Linked DNA regions of Homo sapiens: region 2 is linked to region 1. A link is an interaction called in ENCODE POLR2A ChIA-PET data of the cell type or tissue named here. Cell type or tissue: HepG2. All regions are shown on one strand.

Region 1 (8,000 bases):
AACTGAGTTAGGGAGGGTATGCTAACGACAGAACCTATGCAAGTTCTTAGAAATATTTTTTGTTTGCTGAAATAAAGCTCAATCAACACACTACCTTAAAAAAAAAGTGGAGCAGTGGCATTTCCATGCCTCATGCTCACCATCATGAGGTTAACTTCCCGCCGTCGCCTCTTGCCTGCCAGGGGTTTTTCGGGAGCCCCTCTCTGTTCCACTCTGATTCCTTTTGTTTCTTGCTGACCATTCACTCTCTGTGTCTGTTGTTGGATCCAAATACGAGTGTTTTTCTTTCTTTTTGTGGTCAGTGCTTTTTTCCTTCTTGAAATTGTTTTAATGTGTTTTGTCAAAAGCATTTAACCATGTTATGATTTAAGAATTCTCTGTTCACTTGAGGTCAGGAGTTCAAGACCAGCCTGGCCAATATGGCAAAACCCTGTCTCTACTACAAATACAAAAATTAGCCAGGCGTGGTAGCGCACGCCTGTAATCCCAGCTACTCAGGAGACTGAGGCAGGAGAATCGCTTGAACTCAGAAGGCGGAGGTTCCAGTGAGCCATCGCGCCACTGCACTCTAGCCTGGGTGACAGAGCAAGACTCTGTCTCAAAAAAAAAAAAAAAAAAAAAAAAAAATTATTTGTTCTGTCTCAGGTCTTAGGGACCCCTTACCTCAGCTAATGTCTCTGTCCCCTAAATGCACATCGGTGGGCAGGGCAAACCCGTAGGTGCCCTTATCCCTCCCAAGGCTGCACTGCAAAGCTCCTGTGTTTCCATTGCCCACTTTCTTCTCCCTCTCCTTTCTTTTCTGATTATACCAAACAGGAATGACTCGTGTACTTGAGTCAAAATCCTGATGGCATTGGGAAAAGTAAACTGAAGGAATTTTTGTACACTTGTACCAGCTAAGATGTTCTGACTGCAACGACAGAAAACTCCAGCTCAACTGGCTTAAACAAGAACAGGGCTCTCTCACGTGAGAAGCCAAGAGTTAGAACAACTCCAGGCCCAGAATGGTCGGAGCTCAAGCTGCAGTTCTCTTAGCTCAGTCTTCCTCGTACTGTGGGCTTTTATTGGAGACTAGCTCTCCTCATGGTGGCAAGATGGCTGCAGGAGTTCAGGTATCTCATCCAGAAGCAAGAAAAGGGCATGTCTTGCTTGCGTCTCTAGGCGTAAGGGAACTGGTCCAGATGTCCCCGCCCCACATCCCTTCAGATCCCAATTGGCCAGAATATGGCACGTGCCCATGTTTCAACCAATCATGGGCAAGGACATGGGACCAGCATGATTGGCCTAGACCCCTGGAGCCTGGGGCTGGGCCCAGCATCCCCTGAATACATGGCCATCTGGAGGAGAAGGTAACTGAATTTCACTGGGGATCTGTGATAAAAGGGAGCATGGGTGTTGGGGAGACACCTGTTCCAGTTGGGTTTCCTATGAGGTCCAGGACAGGGCTTGGTGGGCACTCGGAAGCCAGTGTCTGAAGTGCTCAGCATCCTCCTCTTCCTCGGTGGTGGGTGTCCACCGCCCAGGCCCCACCCCTGGCCTTGGACACTTCATGGAAACACTGCTGATTTGCTGTGGTGTTGGGTGGCTCCTATCTATTCCCCGTAAGTGCTGGCCTCTGTTGACACCATTTCTGCTACCTCATCTGAGATTGTTCTCATCAGCTCACAGAGATTCATTTCAGTGAATGAACCAAATCTAAGCTAAAAAGCATAAAGGAGGGCAGAAAGAAACAGCAGTGTGGGAGAAAGAGCGCAAACACCGAGAGAAAGATGTCTACCTGGCAGCCATGTCAGAGAATCACCAGTATGTATGTCACTGCCACCAAGAACCTAAGAGCCACAGAGGCCTACAGAAGCCAATCCCAATGGAACTCTCTCTGGGTGTGGGGGTTGAGAGAACCTAAAGCATTCAGCTGCACAGAGCCTCTTTCCAGCGATGGGAACCAGTCTCAAAGCCTTTACATCTCTCCCCTGCCCTCCATCACTGCTGAGAACCCTGCCCCAGGCTGGCCTGCCTACATGACACAAATAGCAGTGGACTGTCACTCATCAGTATCTGCAGTTCTGTTTACCAAAGCCTGCTTGCTAGAGACGTTTCAGGGCCTCCTTCCCTCAAAGCGTCCACTGTACCTCCATCTGGATACAATTAGCTGGCTCCCCACTTCCTGGACTGACGGTAACCACCTTTTCCAATGACCCTGAAGAAAACATGCAATCTAAGCTGCTTTAAGAGTAACCTACAACTGAGGACAAATTTTCTATCAACTCCCAGTACCCCTCTCTGCCGTGGCTGATTTGTTACTGGTTTTCCTTTTTTTTTTTTAATTTGAAAATGTAAGTAATTATACTAAGACCAGATCACTCTGAGATTGTTTTATTCTAATTTGTCCTAAGGACCTGCCTGTACTTAGAGCCTGATAGAAAGCCCAAGTTGATCTACTGGGCAGCTCTCTGGGCCTGGAAGGAAGAGCACACAACAAGACTTCAACAGTGAGCCTGGCTAGGTCCAGGCAGACCATGATTTCTGAAAGCAACAGTATAGTCCACATGGAATCAGGCTGCTGATGAACAGCAGCGAGAGGCTGCCTCTGAATCATATCTGCAGGGTCACCTGCGCCTGGTGGAGGCCCACAGTCATCCATTAGGCCCCAGTATCCTATGTGGGAGTATCCACGTCTAGTCTCTACTTCTCACTGCAGGAGAGGTGGCAGATGAGGAGGTTTCCTACTTTAAAGAAAGTAGAAGTTGTTTCCTTTCTTCCCTCCTCACAGCCTTGAGGGGGAGGTTGTGCCCAGCCTGACAGCAGCTGCCTTGCCCAAGATTACATCCTGTTCTGGGGGCAGCCCACCTCCAAACCAAGTCACTAGTGGGGTACAAAGGCCTGCCCTCTCTGCCAAAAGGCAGGTGCTGATGGACCATTCCAGTTCTAGAGTTCCCAAAGAGACGTCTTTTTGGAGAGCGGCAGGGTACCAGAAATCCTTCACTCAGGCTATAGCATGGCCACCAATTATAAGTAACTTGAGGCCCACCCAGCCAAACATGCCTTTCCGGGTCTAGTGCTGGGTTCCAGAACAGGAAGCCTGGCAGATTCCTACTGCCACAGATTCTTTTTACTATTATTATTGTCACCTTATTTTTCTTTTGGTGGAACCCCTCTAGGGCTTCCACCGGATTCTCCACCATTTACGCTATCAATTTTATCAGTTTTGGTTTTATCGTTTCAGTGCTTCTTTTTGCTAACGGTAGCAGCCAATATACATCATCTCTGGAGACAAATCACGCCATAGAAAATATTGTAGTTTTCCTCATTTTTCTTAACGCCACAGAGTCAGCTGGGCTGTAGTACCAGCCCGGATGTACCAGTTTACTCAGCCACTCCCCCTCTCATGGACATCTGCATGGTTTCCAGTCTTGCAAATTCATACAGTGCCACTACAAATAAAACCTTGCGCGTATGCTGTTTTCATATTTGTGCAAGTTTACTTTCAGAGTAGATTCTAGAGGTGGATTGCGGGTCAAAGGTAAATTTGCACTCCCTCCCAACAATGCAGGACAGATCAGGTTCCTGTATTGTCCTTAACAGCGTACCTCGCTTGTTAAACTTTTGGATTTTTGACAATCTGATGGATCAGAAGCCTTAGCTCAGTGAGGTTTTCGTTTGCATTCTTCTGATTATGAAAAAGGCTGAGCACCCACTTAAATGTTTAGGGGCCCCTTGCATTTTTTTTTCCTGTAAACTGTCCATTCATGTCTTGTCCCATTTTCTACTGAATACCATCCATTAAATCTCCGCTTTAGCTGAGTTGCGCACATTTCCGACGATCTTCGCGGTAATTTGGGCTCAGCGCGGTAGTTTTCCAACCCTGACCCTGCACGGGGAGGGGGTGCCTTAACTAAGGTAACGAAAAGGAATCTGGGTCATTCCAGGGAAAGCCTACTAAAATCAGGAGGCTTTGTGAGAGCCAAAATACTAACTTTCAAAAAAGCGAAAATACTCCCAAAACTCACCGGCAGCGGTTTTACTTAGGCGTTAATTTTAGCTACTGTGCCCGTTTTATCTACTGTAGGGACCAACGCACGGAGAAAACCACCCACCCGCGAAGTGAACCAATCACTGCCATAGCGCCGGTATCCCTCTGCGGCATTTCAGTGGTTCAAGCACCTGCCAATCTGCCGCGAAGCCAAAGGCCTTGATCCCCATTGGGTATCGCATCCTTCCATCTTCCCCACCTCAAGCCCGCCCCACGCCGAGGGTGGAAAGCCCCGGATGTCCGGCCACACTCAAGATCTATTTCCCTCAGTGATTGACAAAGGCCATCGTCCAATGAGAATGCGGCCCAGCCCGGCCTGGGATTACAGGCGTGAGCCACCGTGCCGGGCCTGGGGGAGCATTTCATGAGCTCCACGAACGGTCCTTGGGCACCAAGCTGGGCCCGGGAATACCAAGATGAGCTGAAACCAGTCCCTGCCCTCTGGGACACCTGTGTCTCCACCTTCCTCCCCCTGACGCTCCCAGGCTTGCCCTCGAGCAGCAGATTCAGAGGGTGGCCCAGGGTTTCAGGGGGTTTCAGACGGCGGTACTGCAGCTGGCGCCAAGACACACACACACACACACACACACACCCTTGCTTTTCACATTCCCTATTGTCCCAGGCCTAAGGTAAAACCAGCAGTTCCGTACACACCCAGCTTCACATCTCACCGTGGTGTCTGGTACTGGGCTGACAGTCACACCTTCCCTCACCTGTGCTTGCCCTTTCAAGTCCTGCCCCAGGCACCTCAGCTGGGCTTTACCAGAGCACGTAGAGTGCAGGCTGAGTGCGCGTGAAATGGGTTGGACTTACCACTCGGCTGAATGATCACATTCCTTTTCTGCACCCAGTCGTGGCCCCCTGCAGGCTCCACACCGCGGGGAGTGGCCCCACCAACCTGGACTCTTCGGGCCTGATGGCGGCCTGAGTCCTCTACAAGTGAAAATTCCTCAGACCACGGTTGCTGAACCGTGTTAAATAACTCAGTCTGCAATCAGCGTTTTTGAAAATCTCCCTTTTCTCATTCTTTTCAGTACTTTAATTACTTTTTGTGGCTCTTACTAAGATGGGACAGGCTATGCTCACAGGCTGTCAGACGCTCAGCTCCTTCAATGGTTTATCACATTCACCTCGGGACTGCCACAGGTGGTGTCTTTGGTTCTCTTTGTACTCAGCTTCAATGATACTGCAAGTTAAATTTCAGAAGAGGAGGCAGCTGGCAAGGGGAATAAAATTAAGAAAATTGTTCCAGGAAGAAAAGGTTCAATGAGAGAAATGGGAGAAAGGGGGCAAAGCACAGAGGATTCAGATTTGAATATTGAATGTTGTGAATTGGTCCATTTACTCTCAGACATTTATTGAGCCTGTCTTCATGCAAAACACTATGGTAGGTGACGTAATGCAGAACGAACTCCACTTGGTTTCTACTTGCAAGGCAAGGTGACAGGAAGTTTTGATAACTTTTTGGAGTGCATGCCAAGTGCCCTGCAGAGCACTGTGCTGTGTGCCTTGCAAATAAATGTTCTCATTAATCACTGCTCTATGAAGGCTGTAACATTCTTTTACAGATGAAGAAAACAAAACTCAAAACATTGAATAAGACTCAATAAATAAGCAAAAGATCTAAATAGACATTTTCCCAGAAAAGATACACAAATAACCTATAAGCACATGAAAAGATGCTCAACATGTCAATCAAATGCAAATCAAAAACTGCAACAACAAGACACCGCTTTACATCACGAGGATGGCTATAATAAAAAAGACAGATAATAACAAGTGGTGGGGAAGTGGAGGAATTGGAACCCTCACACACTCTTCATGGAAATGCAAAATGGTGCAGCTGCTTTGGAAAACTGGCAGTTTCTCCCAATATTAAAGTGATACCAAATGACGCAGCGATTCCGTTCTTAGGTGTATAACCGAAAGAATATGTACGTACTCTTAGGCATATGCCTATGAAAACATATGTCCACGTAAAAACTTGTACATGGATGCTTGGAGCAGCATTATTCATGATAGCCAAAAAGCGGAAATAATAGCTAAAAGGTGGTCAGGTGCAGTGGTTCACGCCTGTCATCCCAGCACTTTGGGAGGCCAAGGTGGGCAGATCACCTGAGGTAAGGAGTTCAAGACCAGCCTGGCCAACGTGATGAAACTCCTTCTCTACTAAAAAAATACAAAAATACAAAAATAAAAATAAAACTAGCTGGGCGTGATGGTATGCCCGTAATCCCAGCCACTGCAGAGACTGAAGCAGGAGAATCACTTGAACCCAGGAGGCAGAGGTTGCAGTGAGCCAAAATTGCGCCGCCGCACTCCAGCCTGGGTGACAGATGGAGGCTCTGTCTCAAAAAAAAAAAAGCTAAAAGGTGGAAAGAACATCCATCAACTGGATGCATGGATAAACAAAATGTGATCTATCCACATCACGGAATATTCAACAGTAACAAGGAATGAAGTACTGATACATTCTGCAACTTGGATGAACTCTGAAAACATCACGCTAAGTGACAGAAGTCAGACACAAAGACCACATAGTGTATGATTCCATTTACATGAAATGTCCAGGATAGCCAAATCTATAGAGACAGAAAGTAGATTTATGGTTGCCAGAGGCTGGGGGTGGGGAGGAGGGAAGAGAAGTGACTGCTGATGGGTACAGGGGTTTTTGGTGGGGGAGGACACGTAATGAAAATGTTCTAAAATGATTAGTGATGGTTGCACAACTCTGAATGTACAAAAAGCCATTGAATTGTATGCTTTAAATAGATGAATTGTATGGTATGTTAATTATATCTCAATAAAGCATGTATATACCTATGTATATATATATAGCATTGAAGATAAAAGATCCCAGTCAGAATGGCACCATGAGCACATATTGTGGTCTCTCCTTGGGACTTTTTGTTTTTGTTTTGAAATAGAGTCTCGCTCTGTCACCCAGGCTGGAGTGCAGTGGTGTGATCTCCCCTCACTGCAACCTCCGCCTCCCGGGTTCAAGCGATTCTCCAGCCTCAGCCTCCTTGGTAGCTGGGATTACAGGCACGTGCCACCACACCCGGCTAATTTTTGTATTTTTTGTAGAGACAGGGTTTCACTGTGTTGGCCAGGCTGGTCTCAAACTCCTGACCTCAAGTGATCCTTCTGCCTTCACCTCCCAAAGTGCTAGGATTACAGGCATGAGTCATCATACCCAGCCCCCTTTGGCCTTTTGAGAGGAATTTTATTTATTTTTTCATTTGTAACCATTAGAGAAAAGAAAGTATAATGATACCAACTAATGTTTATTGTTCGCTGTGTCTAGCTCTGGGATAAAAACTTTTATGTTCTTTTTTTTTTTTTGAGATGAAGTCTCTCTCTGTCGCCCAGGCTGGAGTGCAGTGGTGCAATCTTGGCTCACTGCAACCTCTGCCTTCCAGGATTCAAACAATTTTCATGCATCCTCTTCCCAAATAGCTGGGATTACAGGCATGCCTGGCTAATTTTTGTATTTTTAGTAGAAACAGGGTTTCACCATGTTGGCCAGGCTGGTCTCGAACTCCTGCCCTCAAGTGATCTGTCCACCTCTGCCTCCCAAAGTGTTGGGATTACAGGCGTGAGCCACAGCGCCCAGCTTAGAACTTTATGTTCTATGCAATTTAGTCCTTGTGAGAAACATGATACGTGGCAGGTTGAGTCTCCAGGAAGCCAATGGAGGTGGAGGTCGGCACGTAAGAGGTTTGTTAGGGGTGCTCCCAGGTCAAGACCTGCAGGAGGAGGAGGAAAGGGAGAGGACTCAGCGCAGGGAGGAGGGAGAGCTGTGATGCAGTCTCAGTAGAGGCTGAGCAGACACTGTGGGGAGTAGTTGTGAAGCTACTCTCCCCAGTGAAGTAGCACCCCCACCCCCATACATGATGACAGTGGAGGCTTTTTGACGGCAGCAGCACTCCAAGAACTGGGGGAAAGATCCTTAAAGATCCTTCATTCC
Region 2 (8,000 bases), 74 kb after region 1:
GGCACCATGAAAGCTTAGAAATGCCATGGCAACGTTCAGAAGTTACCTTATATGGTCTAAAAGGGGGAGGAAACCTCATTTCCAAAAAATCCCCACCCGTTTCCTGGAAAACATAATAATCCACTCCTCGTTTAGCATATGATCAAGAGATAACCATAAAAATAGCCACCCACTGGGAGGCGGAGGCGGGTGGATCACAAGGTCAGGAGATTGAGACCATCCAGGCTAACACCATGAAACCCCATCTCTACTAAAAATAAAAATAAATAAAAAAAATAGCCACCCAGCAGCTCTTGGGGCTGCTCTGCCTATGGAATAGCTATTCTTTTGTTTCTTTACTTCTCTAACAAACTTGCTTTCACTTTACTCTGGACTCACCCTAAATTCTTTATTGCATGAGATCCCAGAACCCTCTCTTGGGGTCTGGATTGGGACCCCTTTCTGGTGATAGTAATGGAAAGTCTAAAGTGTACTCAGAGGATAGTGTTGCATTCATGCTGGTCTCCATGGCAGTCCTCACATGTCCTGTTGACTGTATGTATTTATTTTTGAGAGAGGGTCTCACCCCATCACCCAGGCTGGAGTGCAGTGGCGCTATTGCAGCTCTCTGCAGCCTTGAACTCCCAGGCTCAAACGATCCTCCCACCTTAGCTTCCTGCATATGTGCCACCACACCCAGTTAACTTTTTTTCTCTCTTTTTGGTAGAGACAGGGTCTCACGATGTCGCCTAGGCTTGTCTCGAACTCTTGGGCTCAAGCGATCGGCCCACCTCGGCCTCCCAAAGTACTGGGATTACAGGCATAAGTCACTATTCCCTGCTTTGACTGGTATTTAAAGGAAAGCTTAAAGTCAAACATTGTGTTCACAGAAGGAGAAAAGTACACTGTACCAAGCTTGAGGATTTATACTTATCTACAAAATTGTTTGCAAATCGGTTTATACAAAAATGTGGCATTTTCTGGATTATCACATACTGGGTGGGCACAAAGAATAGTTCTGTGTTGGCACTGGGGAACAGGGAACTAGAGGCCTGACCCCGACCCCCTTCACATACACAAACACACACACACACTCACACACACACACTCACGCACACACCAGCTTCCTCAGAATCTCAAGGCAGGTTGGGTGTGGTGGCTTATGCCTGTATCCTAGTATTTTGGGAGGCCAAGGCAAACGGATTCCTTGAGCTCAGGAGTTCAAGACCAGTCTGGGCAACATGGCAAAACCCCATCTCTACTAAAAGTACAAAAATTAGCCAGGTGTGGTGGTGCGCATCTATAGTCCTAGCTACTCAGGAGGCTGAGGTGGAAGGATAGCTTGAGCCCAGGAGTTCAAGACTGCAGTGAGCCATGATCACGGCGCCACTGTACTCCAAGCTGGGTGACAGAGTAAGACCCTGTCCCCCCAGCCCCACCTAAAAAAAAACTCAAGGCAAATAGCACACCCAAGGTGATGCACGATATGGTGTCTACCCTTAGCTGAGCGCGAGGGCAGGAAGAAACAGGGTCTGCACGCCCTGCCATTTTGCACAGACACAGCACTCCTGAGCGTAGGAGGAGATGAAAGACAAACTCTTGACACAGCCAACCCCAGGCATGGGTGGAGAATTCCTCTCTTACAGATTCATCGGACTCGTCTAACCTTGCTCGTTGCTTCGGGGGTATTAGAAAACAGCAATGAGTATCATTGTCTCAGAGTCAGGGGCTAGTGAAATCAGGACCATGTCAGGCGATACAATTTGGGTACAGAAGAGAGGCTTGGCAAGAAAGGGGTTTGGGCCAAGGGAATAGGTAGGTTTCTCACTTAGGCAGACACCATTTAGACAACCAGAGCAGAATCATTCATCACAGTGCTTAGCTGGGCGTGGAGACACACATCACTTCTGGCTGGGGGCATTTGTGAATGTATAAATATACCCACGCGTCTCACAAGAAACTTGTCCTCTTGCCAAATTGTTCTCCAGCTTCTCATGTTAGAAACAAGAGAGAGTCCAATGTTAGGTTAATTCTCTTTCCCTTCTACGGAAATGCGTTTGCCCTTGGAAGCTTGCAACACTTCCTTTTTTTTTTTTTTTTTGAAATGAAATTTCCCTCTTGTCACCCAGGCTAGAGTACATTGGGCCAATCTCAGCTCACTGCAACCTCCACCTCCCGGGTTCAAGCGATTCTCCTGCCTCAGTCTCCCAAGTAGCTGGGATTATAGGTGTCTGCCACCATGCCCAGCTAATTTTTATATTTTTAGTAGAGAAGGGGTTTCGCCATGTTGGTCAGGCTGGTCTTGAACTCCTGACCTCAGGTGATCCGCCCACCTTGGCCTCCCAAAGTGCTGGGATTACAGGCATGAGCCACCGCACCCGGCCCAAGGATGCTTATTATTATTATTATTATTATTATTATTGAGATAGAATCTTGCTCTGTCACCCAGGCTGGAGTGCAATGGTGCGATCTCAGCTCACTGCAACCTCTGCCTCCCGGGTTCAAGTGATTCTCCTGCCTCACACTCCTGAGTAGCTAGGATTACGGTGCGCACCACCACACCCAACTAATTTTTGTATTTTTAGTACAGACGAGTTTTCACCATGTTGGCCAGGCTGGTCTCAAACTCCTGACCTCAGGTGATCGGCCTGCCTTGGCCTCCCAAAGTGCTGGGATTACAGGCGTGAGCCATTGCGCCCGGCAAGGACACTTATAATTGTTTGATTAAAGTTCCCACCTGGTCCTTTCCTCATTCTCCTTCAGTAGGAGACAGTTCTGGGTGTCTCCTTTCCTTTGGTCTCCCTTCCTCTGGTTGTGCAGTCCTCCCAAATTAGCCATTCTCTTTTAACCTGCTTACAGCTTTGTATTTGCCCAGCAACCAGGTCCAGCATCTAGAGTTTTTCAAGAAGTATGTGATGGCCAGGCACGGGAGCTCATGCCTGTAATCTCTTTGGGTGTCTGAGGCAGACAGATCGCTTGAGCCCAGGAGTTTGAGACCAGCCTGGGCAACATGGCGAAACCCTATCTGCACAAAAAAATACAAAAAACTAGCTGAGTGTAGTGGTGCATACCTTAGTCCCAGCTACTCAGGAGGCTGAGGCAGGTGGATGATTGAGCCTGGGAGGTCAGTGAGCTGGGATGGCACCGCTGCACTCCAGCCTGGGCGACAGAGTAAGAGCTTGCTTCAGAAAAAACAAAAAACAAAAAAAAAAAACAAAACAGAGAAGTGATATAAGAAATAACAGCTTCCATCTTTGTGGGTAAGGGATGAACAAACAGCACATCATGAGGCACCTGTTGGAGCCCAGGAAGAAAATGTCACCACTCCTGGGGCTCCCCAGGTGTAAGCAGCAGCTCTACCCTAAAGACAGGGCCCAAGAACAACTTCACTACCTGTGAAGCTGCCCTCCAAGTCTTCCAAAATCTGAAGGTTTAAAAGAATGACCATGTATTTGCTTATGATTTTACAGATCAGCAATTTGTGCTGGGATCAGCTTCCTTCTGCTCTGGCTTGGGGTTACCCATGCAGCTGCCGACATTCTGCAGGTGGGTAAACAGACTCAGCCTCTTGTTAGGAGGAGTGACAAAGTCACATTGCAAAGGGCTGTGCATTCAATGCCATCTTTGTCAGCAATCCAACACATCTGGTGACACCAGATTTGCAGGCAGAGTCCAGCTCTTCCCCTGTCCAATGCCTGGCAGTGTAGTTCTTCCTCCACAAAGAGCCCAGTCTTTCTCAAGGCCTAGGTCTGTCCCCAACACATCACTTTTCAGTCTGTTCAGGACTGTATCAGCCAACGTTTGTATAGTGCTTCCTGTTTCCAGAACTGTTGCAAGCACATTTAATGAGCACAGCAATCCTCTTGAAGTTGGTACTATCATCATTTCTGTGCTATAGATGAGGAAACTGACGCATAGAGAGTCTAAGTAATTTCCCCTGGGTTCACACGGTTAACAAATAGAGCTGAGATTGTTGGGCTTTGGAGTCCCCTCTCTTAAGTGCTCTACTGCCGTTTGGAGTGTGTGAAGCTCAGAGATGTTCGAAGTGTCCTCTTCCTTGGCATTCCTCCCCACTTCCTTTTTTTATTCCAAGGGAACCCAGCTACGGGATTCTCGGGGAACAGTGGCTGGAGCAGATGTCCCTGACTCTGTCTGTCCCCACAACTGCCTCTCTGAAGTAAGACAGCAGCCAGGGAGGCAATCACACAGGACTTGGCAAGTACATCTGAGATCCAGGGCTCCCTGGGGAAAGGAGCAGGTGAGGACTTGCTTTGTTTTGGTGCTGAGGTGAGAGATTGTCACTAGGGACCAGCAGCAAAAAGGAGAGCTTGCCTGGTCTTGCATTCTGGGGGAAAGTGCAGCCTCTGGGAGTTTCCCAAGAGGACTCAGCCAGAGTAGATTGGAGGCTGGGGAGGCATGCACAGTTTCAGAGTACCAGCTGGAGGTCACTGGGTGGCACTGCCCTCACCACACACCCACGCCTACACACACATAAAGTCTCAGTTACGTCCTCTGTTTCTTAATCCAGTTCTGAGTGCTTTCATAAGGTATAAAGTTGACTTCAAATAAGTGGTCATGTGACCAGGCAGTGAGACTACATCCAAGATCTTGCTGCTGGAACTGTCCATTTGGGACAACGCCATTGTATTGCTGCCACCAGGGATCTGCCACCAGCCCAGTGGACTCTTGATCTATCCATGCACAGTTGTAAGAAACTCTGTTTATCTTGGCCAGGCGCGGTGGCTCACGCCTGTAATCCCAGCACTTTGGGAGGCCAAGGCGGGCGGATCACGAGGTCAGGAGATCGAGACCATCCTGGCTAACACAGTGAAACCCCATCTCTACTAAAAATACAAAAAATTAGCCAGATGTGGTGGTGGGCGCCTGTAGTCCCAGCTACTTGGGAGGCTGAGGCAGGAGAATGGCGTGAACCCGGGAGGCGGAGCTTGCAGTGAGCCGAGATCGTGCCAGTGCACTCCAGCCTGGGTGACAGAGCGAGACTCCGTCTCAACAACAACGACAAAAAGAAACTCTGTTTTATCTCTGCATCTCTGTATCAATCTCTCAATATTCAAAGTCCCAGGAGCACCCAGGTGGCGGACTCTGCCCTGTGCTTGTGTTCTGGCTGCCATGAGCAGGGAGAGGGCCATCTGTCCTTCAGCTTCCCTGGCAGGAGAGGGACCCTTCCCTCTATGTATTCAACAATTGCAAACATCATAATGTTGTGCAACGGTCACCACTGTCCATCTCCAGAACTCTTTCATCATGGATAACAGAAACTTTGTACTCATTAAACACTAGGCTAGGCACTGTAGCTCATGCCTATAATCCCAGTACTTTGGGAAGCCGAGGCAGGTGGATCGCTTGAGCCCAGGAGTTCGAGACCAGCCCGGCCAACATGGCGAAACCCTGTCTCTACTAAAAATCCATAAAAATTAGCCAGGCATGGTGGTGTGTGCCTGTGGTCCCAGCTACTCCTTGGGAGGCTGAGGTGGGAGGATCACTTGAGCCTGGGAGGTTGAGGCTACAGTGAGCTGTGGTTGTACCCTTGCATTCCAGCCTACAGAACAACAGAGCAAGACTCCATCACTAAAAAATAAATAAATAAATAATTTTTTTGTTTTGAGGTGGAGTCTCGCTCTGTTACTCAGGCTGGAGTGCAGTGGCGCAATCTTGGCTCACTGCAACCTCCACCTCCCTGGTTCAAGCAATTCTCCTGCCTCAACCCCCTGAGTAGCTGGGATTACAGGCACGCGCCACCACACCCAGCTAATTTTTGTATTTTTAGTAGAGACGGGGTTTCACCATGTTGCTCAGGCTGGTCTCGAACTCCTGACCTCGTGATCCGCCCGCCTCAGCCTCCCAAAGTGCTGGGATTACAGGCGTGAGCCACTGCTCCCGGCCAAAAATACATAAATTTAAAAGTGAATTTAGCAAAATCTCAATACACAGGTAATTAAACAAACCATTGCATTTCTATATGTCAGCAATGAAAAAATAAAGAAATGAAATTTTAAAAACAAGGTTGTTTACAATAACATCAAAAAGCACCAAACAGAGGGCGGGTGCAGGCTCGGAATCGTTCCCATGGCCTCCCCGGTTGGAGCCCGGCGAGCCGCGCGCAGAGGAAGGTAGAATTAGAAGATCATGTGACGTTGGAGTAGGGGGATTTATCTTGGTGACTTTGGGATGCTGGTTTCACTGGAGGTATAATTATGCAAAGCAAAGAATCCAGGAAAGAATTGCCAGAGAAGGAATGAAAACTAAGATCTATGAAAGTACTCACCTTGAGCCTGAAAGAAAAGAAACCAACAGCAACAGCGGCAATCGAACAATCTTTTTTTTTTTTTTTTTGAGACAGAGTCTCCCTCAGTCGCCCAGGCTGGAGTGCAGTGGCTCGATCTCCGCTCACTGCAAGCTCCGCCTCCTGGGTTCACACCATTCTCCTGCCTCAGCCTCCCGAGTAGCTGGGACTACAGGCACCCGCCAACACGCCCGGCTAATTTTTTGTATATTTTAGTAGAGACTGGGTTTCACTGTGTTAGCCAGGATGGTCTCGATCTCCTGACCTCGTGATCCGCCCACCTCGGCCTCCCAGAGTGCTGGGATTACAGGCATGAGCCACCGCACCCGGCCAATCGAACAATCTTGAGCATAGAGAACCAGACCCCCTGAAGTCAGCATGAACAAAGCTAAGATCAACCACATAAGACATTTTCTGTACAATAAGTTCTTAATCAGTAAATAAAGTATGTTTAAGTTGAAAAAAAAAAGGACCAAACGCCTAGGTATACATTTACGGAAAAATGAGCACAATTGCATACTGAAAACTATGAAATATTATTGAGAAATTAACCCAAATACATGGAACTATATATAATGTTTCTGGATATCCCATTTACTCACATTAACCTATAATGTGATCCCAACCAAATCCCAAGAGGATTCTTGTAGAAATAACAAGCTGATTCTAAAACATTTGGAAATGCAAAAGGCCAAGAATAGCCAAGGCAATACTGAAGAAATCCCACAAAGCTAGAGGGCTTACATCACACATATCTAGATGTTTACGTAGCTAAAGTAATTAAGGCAATGTGGTATTGCCACGAAGATAGACTGACCCAAGGAAAGCAGTAGCGTCCAGACAAGATGAAGAAAACTAAGAGAATTGTCCCCAGAAGAACTGCCCTGAAAGAATAACTAAAGGAAGCTCTTCAAACAAGAAGGAAATGATAAAAGAAGAAAACATGGAACATGGGGAATAAAGAAAACAATGGAGCCGGGCACGGTGGCTCACGCCTGTAATCCCAGAACTTTAGGAGGCCAAGGCGGTGGATCACTTGAGGCCAAGAGTTTGAGACCAGCCTGGCCAACGTGGTGAAACCCCATCTCTACTAAAAATACAAAAATTATCCGGGTGTGGTGATGCGCACCTGTAATCCCAGCTACTCGGAAGGTTGAGGTGGGAGAATCGCTTGAACCCAGGAGGCAGAGGTTGCAGTGAGCTGAGATCATGCCACTGCACACCAGCCTGGGTGACAGAGTGAGACTCTGTCTCAAAAAACAAACAAACAAGAAACAAAAACAGAATGCTAAAAGCAAAATAATCCACAGGAAGGCAGGAGAAAAAGGTGATGGTGGGGCAGGTGGAGGGTGGAGGGAAGAAACAGCAAGCCAGGCAAAGAGGAATGCAGGAACAAGAATGGGGCGAGACAGCAACATGCACGTGTGGGGCCTACAAGACAGTAGGTGATGCTGTTGCAGAAAATATAACGCAGGAATCTTACTAGAGCAGCAGGCGAGGTCCAGCTCATTGGGAGCCCTGAATGAGAGGCATCAGAGCTTGGGCTTATTTTCTAGATGCTGGGCCTGAGGATAAAATTCAACTTGTGAATTCCCTGAGAGAATATTGTTTTTCAAAATTGGTAGTCCCCAGCTACTCTCCTGCTATTTCATCTATGCAGAGTCAGCCACTTTCAAATCTTCCAGCTGAGCCTTTGGCATTTACCTCCATACTTCGA

The links. ChIA-PET counts read pairs that join two places held together with the same protein. Peaks named below come from ENCODE experiments on the same cell type or tissue, not always from the same donor. Only the 100,000 strongest peaks of a DNase experiment are listed, where the experiment ranks them.
Region 2: POLR2A ChIA-PET joins it to region 1 with 18 read pairs; 14 of 35 experiments call an interaction of 5 or more read pairs at or near these places.

The regions. Positions count from the first base shown.
Region 1 is chr17:76,668,016-76,676,015 of GRCh38, reverse strand. LOC105274304 (a long non-coding RNA gene) reads right to left here and starts at 4,088. Exons shown (of 1, transcript NR_130916.1): 1 at 2,358-4,088. It also overlaps a transcript of MXRA7 not described here. RefSeq lists enhancers at 4,257-4,316, 4,286-5,243. In HepG2, a CTCF peak has its summit at 4,899; DNase peaks (open chromatin) are centred at 3,445, 4,225 and 4,695; H3K4me3 peaks cover 2,636 bases.
Region 2 is chr17:76,593,885-76,601,884 of GRCh38, reverse strand. No RefSeq gene overlaps it. Among named protein-coding and RNA genes, the nearest start is that of ST6GALNAC2, 12 kb to the right of the region's middle. RefSeq lists enhancers at 1-127, 1-653 and a silencer at 504-798. In HepG2, CTCF peaks have their summits at 5,145 and 7,734; DNase peaks (open chromatin) are centred at 3,644, 4,278, 4,644 and 5,184.